2 separate regions of the Homo sapiens genome follow, and region 2 is linked to region 1. Evidence: read pairs that join two places in POLR2A ChIA-PET (ENCODE). Cell type or tissue: MCF 10A. All regions are shown on one strand. Links, peaks and the distances in the headings refer to the core of each region. The heading gives the core; the rest is flanking DNA.

Region 1 (8,331 bases), core at 1,644-6,643:
GTCGCCGCTGGAACAGCAGAGCTGTGTGAAATGTCAAGAGGAGTTATGCTCATAGGCTCCCTGGCCTCAGTCTCTTTGTGGCTTGCATATTCTTCCATTAGTACTGTGTTCATCACATGGAAATCAGAGGGTACAATTAAAAGATAATTTGCTAGTCCCAGACTTAATTTGGGGCCCCCTTCTTGCCTGATTGAATTACAGGGGAACATAATAGATTTTTGGTGAGAAATAGTTGTCTGTGTGGCTGGGAGAAAGATTGCTCCCAGCTCTCCAGCTGGGCAGCCCTTTCAGTATCCCGTATGTTATTTCCCCACTTCCAGCCCACCTCACCTCCTCTGTGGCCCTTGTGTGTCCCCTCGGCTAGGATCCTGACCTCCTGCTCAAGAGTTTAAACTCAACTTGAGACCCAAGGAAAATAGAGAGCCCTCTGCAACCTCATAGGGGTGAAAAATGTTGATGCTGGGAGCTATTTAGAGACCTAACCAAGGCCCAGACAGAGAGAGTGACTTGCTAAAGGCCACATAGCTAGCCCACAGTAGTTGTAACAATAGTCTTAATGATATTAATGGCTAACATTTATCAACCTTTAATGTGTCCCAGACTTTGTGCCAAGGGCTTACATGCAGTGCATTGTCGCATTCAAACCCAGACAGTCTGGCTCTGGGCCCAGGCTGAGCTTTGGTATAGCATGGTAGAACGTTGTCTATAATGTCTAGTCTGGGTTCAAATCCTGGCTTCACTTCTCACATTTACAGCTGAGTGACCTCAGGCAAGTGATTTAACCTCCCTGTACCTCAGTTGCTTTATCTGTAAAGAGAAAAATCACAGCACTGTGGAATAGTGGGGGTTAAAATTCATTCATACAAGTAGTGCTGCAAGCAATGTTTAATACAGGGTGAGCACCTGTTCAGTGCTTCCTTCTTCTGGCTGCCTCTGGGGCTAGAGTGTGGTGTCTTCGTGGTATAGATAGATAGATATGGCTGAGCTCTGCACAAACACCAAGAGCTGTTCTTCACTATTAGAGGTAGTAAACAGAGTGGTTGAGCTCTGTGGTTCTAGAACAGAGGCCGGCAAGCTATGGCCCATTGCCTATTTTAATACGGCCTGTGATTGATTGATTTTTTTTTTCTTTTTGAGACAGAGTTTCACTCTTGTTGCCCAGGCTGGAATGCAATGGCACGAACTCAGCTCACCGCAACCTCTGCCTCCTGGGTTCAAGCGATTCTCCTGTCTCAGCCTCTCGAGTAGCTGGGATTACAGGCATGTGCCACCACGCCTGGCTAATTTTTGTATTTTTAGTAGAGACAGGGTTTCTCCATGTTGGTCAGGCTAGTCTCGAACTTCCAACCTCAGGTGATCTGCCCGCCTCAGCCTTCCAAAGTGCTGGGATTACAGGCGTGAGCCACCATGACTGGCCTGATTGACTGATTTTTTTAGTAGAGATAGGGTCTTGGTTTGTTACCCAGGCTGGTCTCAAACTTCTGGCTTCAAGCAGTCCTCCCTCCTTGGCCTCTCGAATGCTGGGATTATAGGCATGAGCCACTATGCCTGGCCTATATGACCTGTGATTTTTAATGGTTAGGGGAAAAAAAGCAAAAGAATGCTTTGTGACATGTGGAAATTACATGAAACTCAAATATCAGTGTCCCAGCCTGGGCAACAAAGTGAGACCCTGTCTCTACAAAAAATAAAAAAAAATAAGCCAGGGCCGGGCGCAGTGGCTCACACCTATAATCTCAGCACTTTGGGAGGCCGAGGCAAGTGGATCACCTGAGGTCAGGAGTTCAAGACCAGCCTGACCAATATGGTGAAACCCTGTCTGTACTAAAAACACAAAAATTAGCCGAGCATGGTGGCATGCGCCTGTAGTCCCAGCTACTTGGGAGGCTGAGACAAGAGAATTGCTTGAACCTGGGAGGCGGAGGTTGCAGTGAGCCAAGATCGCGACACTACACTGCAGCCTGGGCAACAGAGCGAGACTCCGACACACGCACGCACGCACACACACACACACACACACACACACACACACGCTGGGTATGGTGGCCAGCACGTGTGGTCCCAGGATGCACTGGAGGCTTAGGTAGGAGGATCACTTGAGCTTAGGTGGTTGAGACTACAATGAACCATGTTTATACCACTGCACTTTAGCCAGGGCAACAGTGTGAGACTGAATCTCAAAAGAAAAAAAAAAAAAAGAAAAAAATCTTTCCATAAGTAAATATCTGTTGGAACATAGCCATGTCCCTTAGTTTATGTTTTATATATGGCTGCTTTTGCCCTATAATGACACAATTGAGTGGCCACGACAGTCTGTATGGCCTGCAGAGCCTAAGATATTTGCTCTCTGGCCCTTTACAGAAAAAGTGCCTTGACCTGTGCTCTAGAGCCATATGTACCAGGTTTGAAACTCAGCCTCACAGCTGGGTGTGATGGCACGCATCTGTAGTCCCAGCTACTCTGGAGGCTGAGGTGAGAGGATCACTTGAGTCCAGAAGGTCGAGGTCAAGATTGTAGTGAGCCATGATGGCATCACCGCACTCCAGCCTGAGTGACAGAGAGAGACCCTGACTCAAAAAAAAAAAAACAAAAAAAAAAAACACCCTCACCACTTATCAGCTATTTGTCTTGAGAATAGTGACATAACCCCTCAGAACCTATTTCCTAATCTGTTAAATGAGGCTGATGACGTTTCCTCCTTTTACTGGCAATTTAAACATGATGGATAATAAATGCTAAGCACTTAACACAGGGCCTAGAAGATATTAACTGCTCAATAAATGGTAGCTTCTTAACAGTATTCAAACCCATGTGCTCTTATCACATGCATTGTTGTCCCTGTGTCCAGTTGGTGGAATGGGAAAAGGCTCCCTTGTAACCCCATCTACCATCTTTATCAGACTTTCCTGCCATGGTTCACAGTAAGAGATAGAAGCTGCACGGTGACTTCTGGCTCTTTACAATGGTGAGCGGTGTGTGCCTGGTAAGGGAGAGCTGATGTCACTGCCCCAAATCCAGTAGTGAGATCTGAGTGTTCTGGTTTCCTCCAGCAGCCTTGCTTTTTCCTTTACAATCCTGCAGGCAGGGAGACAAGGGCTTTCTACATGGTAGGCTCTGGTTTGGTCATCGTCACAACTGGGGGCTGTTCAGGTGGGCTCCCATTCCAGATACCTAGGCTTATCAATCCCTTTTGGCACCCCAGGCCTTTTTCTCCCTCATGCCCCATTTTTCAGTTTGAAAAGCATGGTTATCACAGGACAAGTAGAAGAAGCTCCACTGTCCACTGAGGCCAATGGATGGTGTTCTGCATGTGAACACTCAGTGAATAGTGAGTGAATGAGAGTAACCTGGGCTCCATCCTATTTGCAGAGAGCTTTGGAAAAGATTTTTCTCCTTAAAGAGCCAGAATGAAGCCTGGTAGTGGGAGAGCTCCAGCTCTAGAGTCACATGAGCCTACATTTAAATTCCAGCCCTGCCACTGACTCCCTTTTTGACCTTGAGTGAGTTACCTAATCTCTCTGTACCTCACTTTTCTTGTCTGTAGAGTGGGAATAATTCCTGTCTCAGAGAAATAAAAGAGTGCATATAGTGTTTGCCACATGGAGACACATCAGGTGTAGGTTAATACTCTGGGCCTTGTTTCCTTATTTGCAACACAGCCCTGCCCTGGAGTGGAAGTGGCACCTCCCATTGGTCAGCTCTTGAGGCTGTCCCCAGGACAGGCAGAGGGAGGGAATGAATGGGAGCCCTAGTGCCAGGACAGAACAGATGGCAGCTCAGAGCTAGGATGGCTCTCTGGACCTGTCTCTCCTACCAGAGGTCCCCCCGTCTGGTGTGGCTCTTCCTGGACCTGGCATCCTCTGCTTTTTTTTTTTTTCCACCTCCAAGCAGAATTACTGTCCTGTAGGCAGCTCCTCTGCTTGAGGACATCTGGGGCCAGATATGTTCACACTCTATCCTGCCTTGCCCTTCCCTGAGCTCAGGATGGACGCTCAATTGGTCCCAGTTATTGTCTGCAGCGCCTGCCTGCAGCCTCGATCCAGCCCAGCTCCACCCCTTGCCTGCAAGGTCTGTTTCCTAACAGCTGCTCCAACCACACACCTCGGTTCTGCGGGAGCCCCTCCTCTTCCTCCCTCCCTCCCTCATTCAGGGGTGGGACTGAAGAAGAAGGCTAACTTGACAGCAGCGCTTCTTTCTTAGCTAGTCACCGGCCCCTGCTCAAGAATGCCAGTGTGTGTGTAGCCTCCACAGAGAGGTCGTTTTCTCGGAGTCCAGAGGGGCCGCCTGAGCTTCTGAGAACTAGGGAGGAGCCATCCCAGCCATGAGCCCCTGTGGGAATCTGCTGGGGGCCAAGTGGCCTGGAGTCCTCAGGCTCCCGCAGCTGCTCCGGAGGGAGAGGTGAGCTCAGGGCAGCCTGCCTGCAGCCAGAGGTGCCGGGAGCCCCGGGCCTGTCATGGTGGCCATCTACAGCCGGCCTGAGGCAGTCACAGACGGATTTGCAGCTGAGCCTGTCTATCTGGTGTGGGAAGAAGATGGGGAGTTACTTGTCAGTCCCGGCTTACTTCACCTCCAGAGACCTGTTTCGGTGAGTTGGTCTCCGAGTTCCCCTCTCCATCTCTCCTGGCCCCTGGTCCTGAGAGGAGGGTGGTCTCCCTAAATCTCCTTCTCACTTAGTCCTTTACCATCGGTTCTGCCGGGCAGAAGCCAGCGGAGGTTATACCCAAGGAGAATCGGCCTTGTGAGGTACCCCCATTATGTCCTGGAAGTGGTGAGGGGAGGGATATACCCAGAAGGAACTTCTTAGGGAGCTCCAGCTCCCCTTCTATCCCAGACAAACCTGAAGGAGCCTCCAAAAGATGCCACTGACCTGCCCATTGTAGATGTTACTGCTTCCGGGGGGAATAGCCCAAATAGAGTGCTGTTTCCAGCTCTCACATGTCTTACCTGCGGGCCATGCTGCCTGCCCAGGAATTTGTCCCAACAAGCAGGATGGGCAGGTTTTGCCAAACTGTGGAAACTGGCAAGTCCTGGGTGTGGGTAGCCTGGTACACAGTAGGCACCTTATAAACGTTTGTTCTCTTAATGGCAGGCACATTTGCCTCTGGCCTTGAAGGGCTTCTGAGCTCCCAGGTGAATGTAGTTGCTGGGGAAAGACCTGGGCGAGTGCTTCTAAGACTGGAGCAATGGGCTTTAGAGTGTTCCTGAGCTGCTGGGCCAGCCCCCACACCTCCTCAGTCCCTAGGCCTAAGTACCTCCACGAGCCTCTCTCTGTGGGGCTTCTCAGAGGGAGATGTGGAAACTCTACCTCTAACCTGGCTTTCTTTGCTCATTGCCCCACTCCACCTCCCATAGAAACTCCCCAGGGGGTTTCTGGCCCTCTGGGTCCCTTCTGAATGGAGCCATTCCAGGCTAGGGTGGGGTTTGTTTTCATTCTTTGGGAGCAGCCTGTTGTTCCAAAAAGGCTGCCTCCCCCTCACCAGTGGTCCTGGTCGACTTTTCCCTTCTGGCTTCTCTAAGCTAGGTCCAGTGCCCAGATCTTGCTGCCGGGATACTAGTCAGGTGGCCAGGCCCTGGGCAGAAAAGCAGTGCACCATGTGGTTTTGTGGAATGACCGGACCCTGGTAGATTGCTGGGAAGTGTCTGGACAGGGGGAAGGGGGAAGGGAACTGGTCCTCAATGCTGACTCTACCAAGCGCCCTGCTAGACACTTTATCCTTTAATCTCTCAACAGCCTAAAGAGATTATATATCCCCATTTTACAGATGAGGCAACCAGTTTCAACAGAGTTAACATATGGAGCCTCACTGGGCAGCTTTTTCTGTCTTCCTGACTTTCTCTCATCCTTCAGGGGGCTGCAGGTTTGTTTTCTTCTCCTAGTGGAGAGGAAATTCTCAGGTTTGTTTTCCTCTCCTAGCAGAGAGTAAAAAAAGGGATAGTTTGCCTGACTTGTTGAAGGTGTGGCTGAGATTGTTTTCTAAAGAGCCAATGGAAATTGATCTTGAGTTTAGGAGAAAGCTTTTACATGTGGAATTAAGATGCCAAGTGTTGAAGTAGCCACATTTCAGGTCCTCATTAATTTCTCTTAATCCTGGGAAGGCAGCTTAGGAGAAGGGTTGTTCCTTTAGGAGCCAGGAACTATACCCCTTTTACCCTTGGAGAGGCAGGGAAGCCAGGGAGGACACAACTTCTCAGGAAGAGGAGAAGCTAGAGCAGATAGTGAACTCTCAACCTGAACCTTTAAGGGCCAGACCACTAATGCCACCCAAGTCCACCTGCCGTTTGTCTTGTTCTGTCCCAGGCTTTCTGGAGAACCTGATCTTCTTGCCCCTACCCCCAAGCTCCGTTTGCCCAGCTAGAGTCTGGGGGGTACTGACTGACTTTCGTAGACATTCTTCCCTTCCCCAAATAAGAGGCCACATTCCTGAAGTCACTTCTGAAGAGATAGCTGCCACACAGGGCTCTTTCCCCCCAGGGAGGGACCACCCAGACCCTCTGCTCTCCCAGGTATCCGTTACCACATCACTACCTGGTCAGAAAGCTGTTTCTGCCATTAGCCCCTCCCTCTTTTATTATAGGATATCCTCAAGGGCTCCTCTTTGGGCCTCAGTTTCATCCTTGGCAGAAAGTAGAAGCTAGACTTCTTGGGCTCCTGAACAGGGTCCTTGCTGGATTCTGTGAAACAAATTAAGTTCTTGACCCTAGGCCTCTGGGGGAGTACAAAGTCTATGGGAGTTCTGGGGCTGTGGTTGCAAGGAAAGTGACGCAACCAGATTCCATGGGGACATGATCAGGCGTGACATGTGAGGGAGGAAGAGGGAGCAAGGGAATGAAGAATACAACTTCTGTGTCCCATACACCCCTGCCTGACAGGCCATACATACTCAGCAGAGAATGCACTGTCTTTCCTACCACACTAGCGTGAGAAGTGAGCTGCAATTACCACTGTGCTTCCAAGTAAGAAAATACCTCAAATTGGAATTTACAAAAGAGGTAAATTAGGGAGTGGCTTTTGTCGGACATCTTTAAAGCATTTTTCTTTTTATAGAATTTCACTTAATGTCCAATACTGATTTAATGAGCTTGGGTTTACACATTATCTCTTGAAGAAAACAAATGAACCTTTGTGTTCCAAAGCAATCCATGTTTAAAGGGAAAAAATTATGCATAACTCTGCCCAGCTTCACAGTAACCTTTGGCAGGTGCCTTAGGTCCTCTGGGACTCTTTTCCTTATCTGAAAAATGAAGGACTTGGATCAGGTGAATGGTTCCCAGCTCTGCAACTTATGTGGCTCCTCAGAGGCACACAAGCTCTTTTCCATTATTTGCCAAATAATGGAGGCCCTGTCTTTAACTGCAGTACAACTACACAAAATACTTGAAACTACAGTCTTCCTGGTTTTTGGTTGGAACTGAATCAGTGCACTCTAGCAACACTTATTTCTTGCTGTTCGTAGGCTTCATTATGTGTTTGGTTAATTTTTTAAAACAACAATAACATATTCCATAATAATTACAGCTTAATTGGCAGACTGTTTCAGTCTATAGGATCTGCAGGAAGGAGGAGTAATAAAGGGATTTTTGACTGAGCTCTTATGGAACAGAGTCTCTCTAGGCCCCTGTCATATCTGCCCTTCTGGGCCCTGGGGAAAAGTTGGCATCCCCAGTTGTGGTGCTCTCCAGGTGCCCTCAGGCTGTGGTGGAGGGAGCTTCCCATTCTCTCCTTCAGCCCACTCAATTCAGAGGCTAGGGGCTGAAAGAAGCTTCTCTACAACTGGCTGTTCACTGGGAGGTTAAGGGATGACCATCCAGCCAGGCCTTCCTCAGGACATGGGAGGGCTTATGCTTTAACATGTGTAAATCCACTGCAATAATGACTGGTTCTTTTACCCCATAAGGTTGAGAATTTACCTGTAAACATTTTTGTCTGAAGAATTTGGATGTAAGTGAGGGCTGGGCCTCTATCTTATCTCACTTGGCTTCTCTCAGCACAGCACCTTGCCTGCTTGTTCTTACACATCCTAGATGCACAGTAACTATTTCCTAATTATTAGAAATCTATTAGAATCAATTGATTTCAGCTGGGCTTGGTGGCTCCTTCCTGTAATCCCAGCACTTTGGGAGGCCAAGGCTGGAGGATCACCTGAGTCCAGGAGTTTAAGACCAGCCTGGGCAACATAGGGAGACCCTGTCTCTACAAAAAATAAAAAATTAGCCAGGCATGGTGGTGTGCACCTGTAGTCCCAGCTACTCAGGAGGCTGAGGCAGGAGGATCTCTTGAGCCTGGGAGGTCAGACTACAGTGAGCAATGATTGTGCCACTGCACTCCAGCCT
Region 2 (6,960 bases), core at 1,861-6,860, 130 kb before region 1:
GTTTGTTTGTTTTTTTGAGACAGAGTCTTGCTCTGTCAGCCAGGCTGGAGTGCAGTGGCACGATCTCAGCTCACTGCAACCTCCACCTCCCAGGTTCAAGCGATTCTTCTGCCTCAGCCTCCCAAGTAGCTGGGATTACAGGTGCCCACCACCACGCCCAGCTAATTTTGTATTTTTAGTAAATATGGGGGTTTCATCATCTTGGCCAGGCTGGTCTCGAACTCCTAACCTCAAGTCATCCACCCGCCTTGGCCTCCCAAAGTCCTGGGATTACAGGTGTGAGCTGCTGGGCTGGCTATTTTTTTTTTTTTTTTGAGACAGAGTCTTGCTCTGTTGCCCAGGCTGGAGTGCAGTGGCTCAATCACAGCCTGAACCTCCCAGGCTCAAGCAATCCTCCCACCTCAGCCTCCTGAGTAGCTGGGACTACAGGCATGCACCATCATGCCCAGCTGATTTTTTTTTTTTTTTTTTGAGACGGAGTTTCACTCTCATTGTCCAGGCTGGACACTCTCATGTCCAGTGGCATGATCCGGACTCACTGCAACCTCTGCCTCCCAGGTTCAAGCGATTCTCTTGCCTCAGCCTCCTAAGTAGCTGGGATTACAGGCGTCGGCCACCACACCCGGCTAATTTTTTGTCTTTTTAGTAGAGACGAGGTTTCACCATGTTGACCAAGCTGGTCGCAAACTCCTGGGCTCAAGTGATCCTCCTGCCTTGGCCTCCCAAAGTACTGGGATTACAGGCATGAGCGACCATGCCTGGCCTGTGGCCTACATTTTCCTGTGGTGAGGGCCATGTGTGATCCCACAGCCTCAGTAAGCCATCGCAGTCTAGCTTTGTTCTTCTTGAAGGTTGTCTTGACTATACTTGGCCTTTCACACTTCCAGGTACAATTTAGGGCCAGCTCGTCAACCTCCACAGAAAAACCTTCCAAATTTCTATCAGGATTTCAGATTCCCACTGGGGAAATCAATGTGGGGAGACTCTACAGCTTTACATTATTGTGACTTTTCTTCCACGAACATAGTAAGTCCCTCCATTTCTATAGGTCTTCTTTAATTTCCTTCAATAATATTTTGTGGTTTTTAGAATAAATATCTTGCATATCTTTCATTAGATTTACTCCTAGGTATTTAATTTTTTATAGCATTACAAACTCTATTGTTTTTACATATTCATTTTCAAGTTGCTTGGTAGTAGCATATAGGAAGACAATTGATTTTTGTATATTAACCTTGCAGCCAGTGACCTTACTGAATTTTCTTACTCTAATAGTTTAACTGGATATTTTTTTTTATTTTCTACATATGCATATTATATCATCTGGAAATAAAAGTGGTTTTCTTCCTTTCTGGTCCTTATACCTTGGTTTTGTTTCGTTGCACTGTCTTAATTTTACGGTCTGGGGCCTCTGGTACAATGTTGACTGGAACTGATAATTGTCTTTTTCCAGATATCATCTTTAAACGATCATGTTTGCTGTAGGTTTGTTACTGGTGCCTTTTGTAAAAGAAAGTTTTCTATTTCTATTTTTCTTAGAGCTTTTATCATGAATGGATGTTGAACTTTGTCAAATGTTTTCCTGCATCTATTGAGATGATCATGTGGTTTTTCTCCTTTATTTTATTAAATGTGGTAAAATATGTGAACTGATTTTCATATGTTAAACCTTGCATTCCTGTAATAAACCAATTTGGTTGTAGAAAAAAAGAGATAGGAAAACCGAACCCTAGGGAATCCCTGTTTGCGCTGTTTGTTTATTCAGTAGATTACGGGGTCTTGCTGCTGACCAGGCTGGTCTCAAACTCCTGGTCTCAAGTGATCCTCCTGCCTCAGCCTCCCAAAGTGCTAGAATTACAGGTGTGAGCCACTCCACCTGGCCTTTTTATTTCTTTGGACAAAAATTCCAATCAAGGTTTTTACTTCCCAGAGCACACATTGTGGTGATGCAATATTGTGTACCCTGTTGGGATTGGCAGGATAAAGGGGTTAACACATATAAAGCTCATTAGAACAGTACCTAATACAGGACGGGCATGGTGGCTCATGCCTGTAATCCCAGCACTTTGGGAGGCCAAGGTGGGTGGATCACCTGAGGTCAGGAGTTCGAGACCAGCCTGACCAACATGGTGAAACCCCCCACCTCTACTAAAAATACAAAACTTAGCCAGGCATGATTCTCATGTCTGTAATCCCAGCTACTCGGGAGGCTGAAGCAGGAAAATTTGCTTGAACCCGGAGGCGGAGGTTGCAGTGAACCAAGATGGCGCCACTGCACTCCAGCCTGGGGAACAAGAGCAAAATTCTGTCTCAAAAAAAAAAAAAAAAATTTAGCTGGGCACATAGTGGCGGGCACCTGTAGTCCCAGTTACTCCAGAGGCTGAGGCAGGAGAATCGCTTCAACCCGGGAGGTGGAGGTTGCAGTGAGCCGAGATCGCACCACTGCACTCCGGCCTGGGCGACACAGTGAGACTGTCTCAAAAAAAAAAAAAAAAAAAAAAGACTGAGGCGGGCAGATCACGAAGTCAAGAGATCAAGACCATCCTGGCCAACATGGTGAAACCCCGTCTCTACTAAAAATACAAAAAAATTACCCAGGTGTGGTGGTGCATGCCTGTAATCCTAGCTACTCGGGAGGCTGACGCAGGAGAATCACTTGAACCTGGGAGGCGGAGGTTGCAGTGACCCGAGATCGCGCCACTGCACTCCAGCCAGGCGACAGAATGAGACTCTGACTCAAAAAAAAAAAAAAAAAAAAGTACCTACTAGGACAGTGTTAGCTTTCATTATCAGTTCCTTCCTTACCTCATAAAGACCCCGTGAACTCCATTTTGCAGGTTAGGAAACAGGCTCAGAAAGGTGAAATGAGTGAACTGTGGATTTGGGACTTGAACCCAACATGTCTCTGCACTCATCTTGAGAGTCCGGAGTTTCTTCCTTCCAGTGGGTTGGTGGTCTCACTGACTTCAAGAATGAAGCCGCGGACCTTCACTGTGAGTGTTACAGCTCTTAAGGATGGTGTGTCCAGAGTTTGTTCCTTCAAATGTGTCTGGAGTTTCTTCCTTCCAGTGGGTTAGTGGTCTCACTGACTTCAAGAATGAAGCCACGGACTTTCACGGTGAGTGATACAACTCTCTTTTTTCTATTTTTCTTTTCTTTCTTTCTTTTTTTTTTTTTTTTTTTTTGAGACGGAGTCTCGCTCTGTCGCCCCCAGGTTGAAGTGCAGTGGCACAATCTCAGGTCACTGCAAGCTCTGCCTCCTGGGTTCACGCCATTCTCTTGCCTCAGCCTCCCGAGTAACTGGGACTACAGATGCCCACCACCATGCCCAACTAATTTTTTGTATTTTTAGTAGAGATGGGGTTTCACCGTGTTAGCCAGGGTGGTCTTGATCTCCTGACCTCGTAATCCGCCCACCTTGGCCTCCCAAGGTGCTGGGATTACAGGCTGTTGCAGCTCTTAAAGGTGGTGAGGACCCAAAGAGTGAGCAGCAGCAAGATTTATTGGGAAGAGCGAAAGGACAAAGCTTCCACAGCACCGAAGGGCACCCAAGCAGGTTGCCGGCTGCTGGCTGGGGATGAAGGGTGGCAGTGGCGGCCAGCTTTTAGTCCCTTATTTGTCCCCGCCCACATCCTGCTGATTGGTCCATTTTACAGAGTGCTGATTGGTCCATTTTACAGAGTGCTGATTGGTGCATTTACAATCCTCTATCTAGACACAGAGCACTGATTGGTGCATTTTTACAGAGTGCTGATTGGTGCATTTACAATTCTTCAGCTAGACACAGAGCGCTGATTGGTGCATTTATAATCCTCTGGCTAGACAGAAAATTTCTCCAAGTCCCCACTCCACCCAGGAAGTCCAGCTGGCTTCACCTCTCAATCTCATACATAAGCAGATAGCTCTTTCTGCCATGTGCTGCCATAATGGTGTGCATGAATGTCCCGGCTGATGCTCTCAAGAGCATCAACAATGCCAAAAGAGAGGCAAACACCAGGTTCTTATAATGTCGTCGTCTGGTTTCTAACTGTGGTGATGAAGCATAGTTACACTGGTGAAGTTGAAGTCATTGATGATCACAGAGCTAGGAAAACTGCTGTGAACCTCACAGGCAGGTTAAACAAGTGTGGAGTAATCAGCCCCTGATTTGATGTGCAACTCAAAAATCTAGAAAAATGGCAGAATAATCTGCTCCCATCCTGCCAGTTGGGTTTCATTGTACTCACAACCTCAGCTGGCATCATGGATCACAAAGAAGCAAGACGAAAACACACAGGAGGTAAAATCCTGGAATTCTTTTTCTAAGGAGGTAATATGCATTTGCAGATAAAATGCCTACAATTAAAAAAAAAAAAAAAAAGGAGAACGGATCACCAGATCACCAGATTAGGATGCCAGTTCTCTTCTTCATGCTTTCTTCCACAGACACAGCAAGTTCGTCACTGTCCTCTTTTCCCATTGAATCTAGGGACTCCTTCTCAATACCGAGCCAAGGCTGCATTATGACTTTCATGGATCCTAGGGTTTTCTTTCTTTTTTCTTTTTTTAATTTTTATTTTTATTTTGAGACGGAGTCTTGCTCTGTCGCCCAGGCTGGAGTGCAGTGGCACAATCTTGGCTCACTGCAATCTCCACCTCCTAGGTTCAATCGATTCTCGTGTCTCAGCCTCCTGTGTAGCTGGGATTACAGGAGCGTGCCATCATGCCCGGATAATTTTTTTTATTTTTAGTAGAGACAGGATTTCACCATGTTAGGCTGGTCTCAACCTCAAGTGATCCGCCCGCCTCCGCCTCCCAAAATGCTGGGGTTACAGGCATGAGCCACTGTGCCTGGCCTCTTTTTTCTTTTTTTTTTTAGAGACAGGGTCTTTCTGTGTTGTCCCAGCTAGTGTTCAACTCCTGGCCTCAAACAATGCTCCTGCCTTAGCCTCCTGAGTAGCTGGGATATGGACACATGCCTCCATTAAATATACATAATATACATAAATATTATATATATTTGATTTTCAATTGCTTTGGTAAAAAGATAACTATAATCTAGGCTGGATTCATTATTATTAGTATATGTTTCCTTTTTTTTTTAACCTTAACTTCCCAGTGTATCCTTCTAATTTTAAAGAATATTAAAAACATTTTCGACCAGGCGCGGTGGCTCACGCCTGTAATCCCAGCACTTTGGGAGACCGAGGCGGGCGGATGACAAGGTCAGGAGATTGAGACCATCCTGGCTAACACAGTGAAACCCCCCCGTCTCTACTAAAAATACGAAAAATTAGCCAGGCGTGGTGGCGGGCACCTGTAGTCCCAGCTACTCGGGAGGCTGAGGCAGGAGAATGGCGTGAACCCGGGAGGCGGAGCTTGCAGTGAGCCGAGATCACGCCACTGCACTCCATCCAGCATGGGTGACAGAGCGAGACTCCGTCTCAAAAAAAAAAAAAAACACTTTCATGGACCCCCTAAAAGTATAGTGGGCCCTAAACACTGAGCCTACTGTGCCTTCTAGAGAAGTTAAGTCTGCACTGAGTCTTTTGTTTGCACCCTGCTAACTTCCCCTTTACTAACTTGATTGTAAAGATATAAAAATAATAGGCTTGGCCGGGCATGGTGGCTCATACCAATAATCCCAGCACTTTGGGAGGCTGAGGCAGGGAGATCACTTGAGTCAGAAGTTCGAGGCCACCTGGCCAACATGGTGAAACCTCGTCTCTACTAAAAATACAAAAATTAGCCAGGCATGGTGGTGCATGCCTATAATCCCAGCTACTTGGGAGGCTGAAGCAGGAGAATCACTTGAACCCGGGAGGCAGAGGCTGCAGTGAGCCAAGATTGTGCCACTGCACTCCAGCCTGGGTGATAGAGCAAGACTCCGTCTCAAAAAAAAAAAAAAAAAAAAAAAAAAAAAAAAAAATATATATATATATATATATATATATATATATATATATATATATATATAATATGAGTATGTAGTCAATATGATTAGTCTTGTCCAGACTATTCACACAGTAAGCTATCTCTAACACTCTGTTCACTGCTGGGGAAGTATGAATTCACCCTGGCTTTCTGAAGGGCAAAATCAAAACTCTAAAAACTTTTTTTGACCCAGTAATTCCATTTTTCAGAATTAGCCCCAAAGTAATCATCAGAGAGAGGATTGTTAGGTCAAGCTTGTTTATTAGAATACCATTTATCGTGGTGAAGAACTGGGGATATAACCTAAGCATGTCACAGCAGGGGATGAGTTAAATTAATGAGTGTACCTCCATAGGATGGAAAACCATGCAATTGTTAAAAATGATGCAGCAGGCTGGGCGTGGGTGGCTCACGCCTGTAATCCCGGCACTTTGGGAGGCCGAGGTGGGCGGATCACCTGAGGTCAGGAGTTTGAGAGCAGCCTGGCCAATATGGTGAAGCCCCATCTCTACTAAAAATATAAAAATTAGCTGGGCATGGTGATGGCTGCCTGTAATCTCAGCTACTTGGGAGGCTAAGGCAAGAGAATTGCCTGAACCCAGGAGGCAGAGGTTGCAGTGAGCTGAGATCGCACCACTGCACTCCAGCCTGGGCGAGTGAGACTCTATCTCAAAAAAAAAAAAAAAGATGCAGCATAGATGGAATGACATGGAGAATGTTCGTGGTTATGGTATTAAATAGCAAGAAAAAAGCAACAAAAACAGTAATCTGGTAATATCAATTGGGAGTTGTGATGCTGTGGGCTGCAAGTCATAGAAACCCCAATTTAAACTGGCTTAAACAATAAAGGGAGCTGGTTGTGGTGGCTTGTGTCTATAAACCCAGCTACTCAGGAGGCTGAGGCAGGAGGATAACTTGAGGCCAAGAGTTCCAAACTATCCTGGACAACATAGTGAGAACCCATCTCTAAAAAAAGATATTTAAAATCTAGCCAGGCATGGCAGTGCCTGTAGTCCCAGCTACCCCAGAGGCTGAGGTGGGAGGACT

Evidence for each region. Peaks named below come from ENCODE experiments on the same cell type or tissue, not always from the same donor. Only the 100,000 strongest peaks of a DNase experiment are listed, where the experiment ranks them.
Region 2: POLR2A ChIA-PET joins it to region 1 with 6 read pairs; 7 of 35 experiments call an interaction of 5 or more read pairs at or near these places.

Annotation. Positions count from the first base shown.
Region 1 is chr22:31,244,185-31,252,515 of GRCh38, forward strand. The region is part of intron 2 of LIMK2 (LIM domain kinase 2); the gene reads left to right. Among named protein-coding and RNA genes, the nearest start is that of LIMK2, 36 kb to the left of the region's middle. RefSeq lists enhancers at 3,309-4,199, 4,200-5,089. In MCF 10A, for the core only: no CTCF peak of the experiment used is centred there; a DNase peak (open chromatin) is centred at 4,137.
Region 2 is chr22:31,109,092-31,116,051 of GRCh38, forward strand. The region is part of intron 1 of LOC105372995 (a long non-coding RNA gene); the gene reads right to left. LOC124905100 (a long non-coding RNA gene) reads left to right here. Exons shown (of 2, transcript XR_007068063.1): 2 at 888-1,361. It also overlaps the pseudogene RPS15AP37. Among named protein-coding and RNA genes, the nearest start is that of SELENOM, 5.0 kb to the left of the region's middle. In MCF 10A, for the core only: no CTCF peak of the experiment used is centred there; no DNase peak of the experiment used is centred there.